2 separate regions of the Mus musculus genome follow, and region 1 is linked to region 2. Evidence: chromatin loops called from intact Hi-C (ENCODE). Cell type or tissue: left cerebral cortex. All regions are shown on one strand. Each heading gives the region's core, and the rest is flanking DNA. Links, peaks and the distances in the headings are about the cores only.

Region 1 (4,382 bases), core at 197-4,196, 56 kb after region 2:
AGGAGATGTAACTGTGCCCTCTTGCTCCTCAGAAAAGAGCTTGCTCCTGAATACCCCCAGTTGAGGTGGAGAGGGGGCTGCTAATCCCATAGAACATTCCTTCCCCACCACCCCTAGCCCCCTCTTTGGCCAGGTTGCCAGGCCCCCTTTGCCTTCCACCCACCAAGCTGCCTCCAGCTCCCAGACTTCCTCTGGAGGAGGCTGGGCATCTGTGCTAGGCTGCCCACAGCCTCTCCCAGCCACCAGCTTTCAAGGTCAAGCTGCCTGGATATCCAGTAACTGATCCAAGAGGCTTCCATTAGAAATCTCCCAGCCACAGCCAGCTTTTTCCATTGGCCCGGCACTCCACGCTACAGCCTACCCTGTCTAGCCTACCCATTACTCAGCATCAGGACCCTAGAGCCTCTGAACAGAGACAGGGGTGGCACCATTCTGAACTGACCCCCAACCTATCAACTGCTGTGTTCCGTGTGACAAACTCCTTCTCCTCTCTGAACCTCTGTGTCCACACCTAGGATGGTGTCTGGTCATATGATTTTGATATCAAAGTGACAAGGGGAAGGGACAGAGTGGCCACTCTGATGGGGGCCTCCGAGGAGCCCTGCCTGGGGGCCCTCAGGTGGGAAAGGTCTATGCTGGGACTCTTGCTTGTCTCAACAAGTTCAAGCACATATTTCAGAAAAGGTATCGTTAAGGCATTTGAACCAGAATCTTAAGAAGGAGTCTCCTTGACCTGAGACCTGGGCCAGGCTGGCCTCCAGAGTGAGGGAGAGGGAGAGGGGAGGGAAAGGAGGGTGAAGCATGAACAGCTCTGAGAAGTGATGCTTCTCCTCTGCACATCTGACCACAGCAAGCCCATACGCATGCCTGGCAATCTCAACTGTCCTCTCAGGGATCCACCAGGCCCGGCAGACTCTAGTCCCTGCCCTGCCCCGTGCTCAAGCCTACATCCTTGAGGAATCTCTTCTGTCCTCTGTCTGTGTGTTCATGGTCACATGTGATCCCATGACATCAACCCAACCTAGAGTAGCTACTAAAGAGACCCATGTCCCAGGGTGCTGAGCTCTGTGATAAAGCCCACTGATGGTCGCAGGGAAGTAAGGCCCAGCTGGGTGTCTCTCCAGGCCCTGCTGCCAGCCCATCTGTCTTCTTCCTCAGGGGCCCCAGTCTATCTACATGATCTTGTTCTGCCAGGGAGCGTGCCTGTGTTTCTGGCCAGCACTGAGTCCCCTTTGCCTGATGGACCTGAGTGAAGAGCAAATTCATGCTCAGCTGGTGTTGGTTGAGTGAACCGACTCTTTGGGCCTCAGTTTCTGGAGCTGTACATTGAGAGAGAACTCCACAAGTGCTGGGCCCCAGCTGCAGCAGGTGAGAGGGAGGCTCCACCCATCTCGGAGTGAAGATGGAGAGTATCAGAGGGAGGGACACCAGGGTGAGCCCAGCTGAGGTATGGGCTGTAGAGCAGAGCAGGGCCTTCCCCTTAAGACCTTCTACCATGGCCTGGGCCATTTGTGTGCTAGAGCAGAGGTGACCAGAGTGAGGTGTGACTCCTAAGGCCCTTTCCCTTCCACCCCCAGGAAGCAGATGGGCCAAGCTTGGGCGGGCGGTAGATACAGGCCTGGCATTTGTGTATGTGTGTGGTTTTTTAAAAAATCTGACACATTTTTGTCACGTCTTGGTTCATCAGAACAGTGAAGGAGGCGGGAGTGTGAAGAATGTTTTAACTCGCAACTTTGTAAGAGTTCCAGGTTCTCCCGGGCTCCTCCCCCTCCATCAGCCTCCCCTCCCCATGGAGCCTCCAAGCCCATCTGTTCCACAGTCCCTGCTCCCTGCCCCCATCTACCCATCCATCCCTCCTTCAGCAGAGACATAATGGGAGGACTGTGAGAAGGGCTAGGCAGGGAGACAACAGCTTTTGCTTTGTAGTCCTGCTAGACCTGGACTTGCTGTGTGATCTTGTGTCGCTTCTACACACTGTGCCCCATTTATGTGTTCCTGACGGGTCTGGCCCACCACCTGTGGGTTCTCTGGCTCTGACATGCATATAAATGTCTGCTGGAAGGGTTAGAAACAAGAAAGCTAAAAGTAAAACCCACATAGAAAGATCGGGGTTCATAGCCTCCAGAGAGCATGGGTGCAATGGGAGGAAATTGATCAGTCTTTGCTCCTCCTCTTCCTCCTCCCACCTCTTCCCCATCACCATCATCATCACCTGCCGCGCTCACCCAAGAGATGGCCCAGGGCTAGCTGATGTCTGAGGTCAAGTGGGGAGGAGATGGGAAGTACTGGGAACCCAAGTACTACTTACGTTCTACTTGGTACCAAAGGGCCCCAGCAAAGGATGCAGGATGGGTGCTGAGCCATAGAAGACTTGCTCTTTAACCACCAGCCCTGCAGCCCCCAACCCTGGCACCAGCTTCCACTACATTAATCATGGAAATGCCAGCTGGCCTGGAAAAGCAGGGTTATCTACAAGGCAGGCTGGCAGGCACTGCCCTGGTAGGCATGAGAAGTTTGTGAATAGGGAGGGGCGGTGCCCTAGGGCAGCTCAGCCAAGGCCTGGGCTGCTTCTTCATTCCATGGCTTAGAGATCAGGGCTCTGGCCCCCTCACCGTTGCTTGGCAGGGAGGCCTTGGTGCCATTGCCAAGGACAAGAAAACCAGCACCTAGCTCCCCTTCTGTTCCCCATGCCCTTCCATACCTCGCAGGGAACTCCCAAGCCCAGCGTTTATATCATACAGCAAGGGCAGAGGAGCAGGAGGCAGATAAGGCCCATCTCAGAAAGCACCAGATCACTGCTGCCCACAGACAGCTCCTGTGTATCCTGCTGGCCCCTCCACGGGCTGCCAAAGGACAGCCGAGAAATCCAACATGCCCCTTATGGCAGCCCCAGCCAGACCCGGGGCCGGCTGAGTCAATGCGCCCTGCTCGAATCTCGCCATATGGGCGCTGGGCGTCTGCAGGGGGTGGAGCTGGAGTTGCCATGAGAACCCGCACATTGGCATTTCCTCTTTTGGGAGACTGAACTACGTTCTGCAGGCAGTGTAGGCTTCTGAATCCCAATTCTCTGTGTTTTTAGGAAGGGAAAAAGGGCAGGGGAAGGGGGTGGAAGAAGGCGAAGAGAGAGTGTGGCGGAGTCGGGCTGACAGCTCCAAGGGGCAGCTGGCTGTCTGGGACTGTCGAGGATGGACCAGGGGCTACTCTTCCCCTGGACTCAGCCCAGGGACAAAGCTGGGTCTAGGATCCCTTTCGATCACTAGTTCTGGCCTTGAGTAACTTTTTTTCCTTAAATCATATGGCCTTGTCCCTTACCTGTACCTGTACTCTCTCCTTTCTGCTCTCAGTTGCTCAGGGCAGTGGAAATGGCATAGGGAACATCTAAAAGCAGAACATGCAGGCCTTGCTGTAGAAACCTTAGTTCCCACAGTGGGCTAACAGCACCAACCAGGAGGCTCTCCATACACCTAGGGAGAGGCCTGAGCAGAGTTCATTCTACCATTGTGCCTTAACATAATAGTTCAGGACACATCTCTGACAACAGGTGAGTTAGAGATATGGGCCCAATCCTGGAAGGATGTGACTAAGGTGACTAAGTCCTGGGGAGGAACTACTTGGGCAAGGGGAAGAGTCAGGTGACCAACAGGTTGGAAACTTGCTGTAGAGGAGAATGCTAGCTCTGACCCATCGCACTACCCCAGACATGAGGCAGGTCATGAAACACTGCTGCTCTGTCTCTTGGGGCCAGGTAGGAGCCCAGGAAATGAAAGGGGGCCCAAGGGAGGGACATCTGGCTTTCTTCCCATGAAGCTGTGGGGTAGAGAGGTAGGGCAATGAGCCACCACAGCCCCTGGTCCTGCCTCCAGTAACAGCAGAGCCTGGATGTGGAGTCCTACTGGGTTCTAAAACCTCTACTTAGTTCCTGAGATAACCAAAGGGAATGGCAGTATTTGGCCCCTAAAAGGACTGAGGCTCAGAAAAGATTTATAACTTATCAAGGTCACCTTACTAGAGGGAGTCCCGCTTCCAGGGTGTCCAATCTCTGACCTCTGACCTCTGACCTTCAGGCCTCCCTCACCATCTCCAGCAAGCCACCATGAAGGCTGCAGGGCACAGTGCTTAGCAAAGAGTAGAGGAGGAGGAGGAAAGGCAGTCCCTGTCCTCACTGCCTAGGGACGCTGACCATATCCTGCATGGGGCAGCTGTGAGAGCCCAGCTTGGAAGGGGCCCTTTCCTGGCCTCATATGGATTGGGAATGAGTCCTGCCTTTACTGAGTACCCGCTCTGGCTCCCACTGCATGTTGTTAAACCTTCCTTAGCCTCCATGTCTTCATCTGGAAAGGGGTGGGGGACCACAATGACATTGTGTCAGTCAAACTAGCTGA
Region 2 (4,382 bases), core at 281-4,280:
GACACATCCTCTCTTAGTTCTCTGGGATATCTAACCAGAGGTGGATTGCTGGTTCTTTAGATAACTCTATCCTACATTTTTGAAGGCACACCCCCTCTGCTACTCCCCAGCTGCCTGTACTGATTTATATCCTACTAACAATGTGTAAAATTTGAATTTCACCACGTCCTTGCCAGCTCTTGGCTAGTATGCGCCTCTTCTATCACTACTATTTTTTGGGACAGAGTTCCTCTGTGGAGTTCTGGTTGCCTTGGAATTTGCATTGTAGACCAGACTGGCCTGGAACTCACAGAGATCCACCTGCCTCTGCCTCTTGAGTGCTGGGATTAAAGGTGTGTGCCACCATGTCCAGTGGGTCCTTCACTACTTAAAAAGATGCTATTTGTTATTATATGTGCGTGCCTGTGTGTGTGCGTGCCTGTGCGTGCCTGTGCGTGCCTGTGTGTGTGTGTGTGTGTGTGTGTGTAGTCATGGGCACACGTTGAATGGTGCTTGTGTTGTGGTCAGAGGACAACTCTGTAGAATCAATGCCCTCTGTTCCCTTTCATGTAATCCCCAGGGTGGGACTCAGCTTGCCAGGCTAGCAAAACAAGAACCTTCTGGGTCACCTGGCTAGCCTGTCACCACTTCCTTTGTTTCTTTGGGTTTATTTGTTTGATTTCAGAATGAGAAGTCCTCATGTGGCATAGGCTGGCCTTGAACTTGCCATGTTGTGGAAGATGGACTGAACTGATCCTCCTGCTTCCCACGATTGTGCTCACAGCTGTGGCCAGCCACACCCCCAACAACCACCTCACAAACCCCATCTGGCTCTTTTCTTCCTTCTTTGAGTAGCAGCTTTAGTGTCATGAGCAGCTTATGACCAAATCCAACCCATAAACCTCGTTCTGCTGTCTTCTGGGAGTTCTGTCATTGCTGGCTGGGTGTTTAGGGTTTTTTTTTTTTTAAGCCATTTTCAGTGACTGAAAGGGCTTGCTCATTCTTTTATACAATGTCTGAAAGCATCTCAGTCCCTTCCTGAGGACAGGCCATGTCACTTCCTCCTTCCCAGACTAGACAGTGCTCACAGCCCACCAGGATGGTATGGGCAATGCAAATATCTACTGCCATGGGTGTGGTCAGGATCTCTATGACAAAGAAAAGGCCTCAGGAGTTTTTATGCAAGACCAGCAACCCAGAATCAGCTGGACATTTGGAATTAATGCTTCAGTGAGCACTTTTGGGCTCTGGCTGAAGTCACTTGTCAGTGAAGAGTCCCACATGTACCATTGAGAGATGGCTAGCTTTCCTCTTGGTGCTCAGCCAAGTCTTGAAAACCAAAGTGAAGTTTGTAGTTAGAAGAATAGTCTGAGCTGGGCAGTAGTGGCACACACCTTTAATCTCAACACTCGGGTGGCAGAGGTAGGCAGTTCTCTATGAGTTCTAGGCCAGCTTGGTCTATAGAGGAGTTTCAGGATAACCAGAGTTACAAAGGGAAACCCTGTCTCAGAAAGAAGGAAGAGGAGGAAGAAGAGGAGGAAGAGGGGATGGAGGTGGTACTGAGGCTCAAAGTCTCAGGGTGGGGTTGGGGCAGATAGATGACCACTGGCATTCCCTAGCTGTGATGTGCTGGGCCTGCTGGGTTTGATACTCTGGGACCATTTTCCATGATCAGGAATTTTTTAAGCCAGCTGTTCAACACAGAAGTCCACACTGCTTTGGATCCTGGATTCCACAGCTCTGGCAGGCACAGGTTTGTCTCTGCTGGGGCAACCTGAGAATCGGGTGCTGAGGCTACCTGAGAATCGGGGTTCACAGGCTGTGCCTATCACTTTCTGTGTGACCAGGGCAGGTCTATCCTCGCCATGGGCTTCAGTTTCCCTATCTGTAAAATGAGCATCATTCTCTTATAATTTGGGAAGTGTAGGGTTAAACATGATGGTGTACTTAGATCTGTGCTAGGAGAAAGATGGGGAACCTGGCACCCCCAAAGTGTACAAGCTTCTGTTCTGCCTGGGTTCTGTGACAGGAGCTGCTGGAGTTCACTGGGCCTCTGGATGGGCCACACTTAAGTCAGCTCTGGACATTCTGGAGCGGCCCAAAGTCACAAGGATGTGGTTGCGCATTGATCCCTTTGCCATGATAGTCCATATAATCAGGGTGGTCTGTAGGAAGGCCCCTAAGAGACCTGGCCCCCAGCTGGACTCTGCAGGAATGGACCACAGTGGATCATCCACTATCAACCTAACATCTGCCAATCAGGAGACTGTGGCATCTCGGAGGCCTGCTAGTTGCACTGTGGTAGGAGACAAAAGTTCACTCACAGGACAGTCACTTTGTCAAATGGGGTTCTGGTTAAAGGGAGAACTTGGGAAAATCTCTTCGTAGTTAGGGATGCCCACCCTCAGGGACAGTATGCGCTTGCCTCATTGGGTTTACAGTGGCCTATGCTGACCTCATCTCTTCTTTATAACTGAAGAAGCTGAGTGCAGAAGGAAGGCACCCTTAGGCTAATCCTGGACTCTGATTTTCCCATCAAAATTACAGGGACCAGACAGACACATTTGAGGAAATGTTCTGGATATGAATTATGCCTTCTGCTAAGGAGGCTGGAGGATGAGTGGAGCAGAGAAGGCCAGGTTCATTGGCTAGCCTCTTGCTCACTTCTGCCACCTGCCTGTCCTCCCTGAATCAAGCCTCTTACACTCCAGACTTCCCAAAGGATACCCCTTTGGTGGGGGGGGCTCAGCAGAGAGACAGCAGCCACGTGTGTGCCCAAGGGTGTTGTCAGAGTTGAATGTCTGTGGAAGCTAGTGGCACTGAGCAAGCACCTGGTGACTGGACAAGAGGACAGGGCCTCCCCTCCCCTCTCTGCTCCTGTTCAGGGCATCGAGTGGGAGAAACCCTGGACAGCTGGGTTTTGTGCCCACTATATATAGCCCGGCTCAGACACGCACAGCGGCTATTTCTGTGTTCCTCCTCCTACTGAGGCAGGGGGAGGGGAGAGAAAGTAGTCCATCTAAAAATATAACCGGGAAAAATATCACAGCGCTGAGCCGCACCCGAGATCTGTCTCCTTCTCTCGCCTCCGCCCCCGCGCCCTTACTTACCTCACTTCTGCCTTGAGGGTGCCATCAGGCTGTGGCTCCTCCTTACCCTGTCGCAGCCTCCTGGTGCCCAGGGGGTGGGGCTGGAGCTGGAAACACTGAAGTCTAGGCTTCTATAGGGAGCCACAGGTTCTGACACTAGTCTTTTCTGGTCCCTTAGGATGCACAGAGACACAGTCTGCTGGCTGTGGCCTCAGAGGGCAGGGGTCAGGACTCTGCCCTAAGCCTCAGTTCCAACATAGGGATGAAAAGTGAGCCTTATACCAGATAAATGAGGATGAGGGTGTAGCAACGGGCCAAGCACAGTAAAGTATACTGGACCCAGCCCCCGTGTCATGCTACCCTGGTATTCCCCATCTTCATCCTGCTCACGGAATTCTGCCCTCCCTGGGAACATCTCCATGACAGGGCAAGTCAGCAAAGCCCAAGTCTGTCCTCTAGTGCCCAGAAGTGCAGTGCCCACTGTGACTTTCAGTAGACATCAACAGTTGTTAGGGAGTCACAGTTGCCCAGAAAGGTAGGAGAGTGAGGTTACCTGAGCTGCCTCAGGCTGCACCCTGCTGTGTGGCAGTATTGGGTCTCTAACCTCCTCAGGGAGGCTCAGAGAGGGAAACAATGTCTCCTGGATCACACAGCTGAAGTGGAAGGTCAAGAAAACAGGCTGCATCCCCTCCCCCATAAACCCCAAGCCCCCAGTGGGCAGGCATGGGGCACCTCACCTCATCTGTGGTTTTCCCTTCTCCGGATGTGGGAGCCTCTGTTGGGTCTGGGAAAGCTCCCCCAGAGAACACCCCTCCTCCTGTAATCACAGCATTGCTGTCCTGGGAGGCTGCACTGAGCCTCGTGTACCCTGCAGTATTGAGTGCCTTTGAGTGTAGGCTGGAACTCTGTGAGTTTTAGGCCAGCCTAGTCTACATAGTAAATTCCAGGCCAGCCATGGATACATATTGAGATTATAACAAAAACAAAAACAAAAAACAGTAACAACAAAACATTTTTAAAAAATATTTATTTATTTATCTTATGTATATGAGTATACTGTCACTGTCTTTAGACACACCAAAAGAGGGCACCAGATTCCATGACAGATGGTTGTGAGTCACCATGTGGTTGCCCGGAATTGAACTTAGAACCTCTGGAAGAGTAGTCAGTGCTCTTAACCGCTGAGCCGTCTCTCCAGCCCCAGCAAAACAATTTTTATAACATTTAAAAAATCAGATGTCACCCAGGTAATATGTGTTACCTGCTTTGCTACTCAAATGACTACAAGGTAGGAGGTAGCATTCTAAGAGATTT

Evidence for each region. A loop is a pair of places that touch in the nucleus more often than their neighbours do. Peaks named below come from ENCODE experiments on the same cell type or tissue, not always from the same donor. Only the 100,000 strongest peaks of a DNase experiment are listed, where the experiment ranks them.
Region 1: a loop joins it to region 2, with 7 times the contacts of the local background. A loop is called at or near these places in 5 of 42 quality-filtered maps.

Annotation. Positions count from the first base shown.
Region 1 is chr9:56,655,517-56,659,898 of GRCm38, reverse strand. All of the region lies in intron 1 of Gm31642 (a long non-coding RNA gene), which reads right to left. It also overlaps a transcript of Lingo1 not described here. Among named protein-coding and RNA genes, the nearest start is that of Gm31642, 6.8 kb to the right of the region's middle. In left cerebral cortex, for the core only: no CTCF peak of the experiment used is centred there; DNase peaks (open chromatin) are centred at 1,727, 2,504 and 2,986; H3K27ac peaks cover 3,828 bases.
Region 2 is chr9:56,711,449-56,715,830 of GRCm38, reverse strand. It overlaps a transcript of Lingo1 not described here. Among named protein-coding and RNA genes, the nearest start is that of Gm31642, 63 kb to the right of the region's middle. In left cerebral cortex, for the core only: a CTCF peak has its summit at 2,655; DNase peaks (open chromatin) are centred at 804, 3,026 and 4,191; H3K27ac peaks cover 3,452 bases.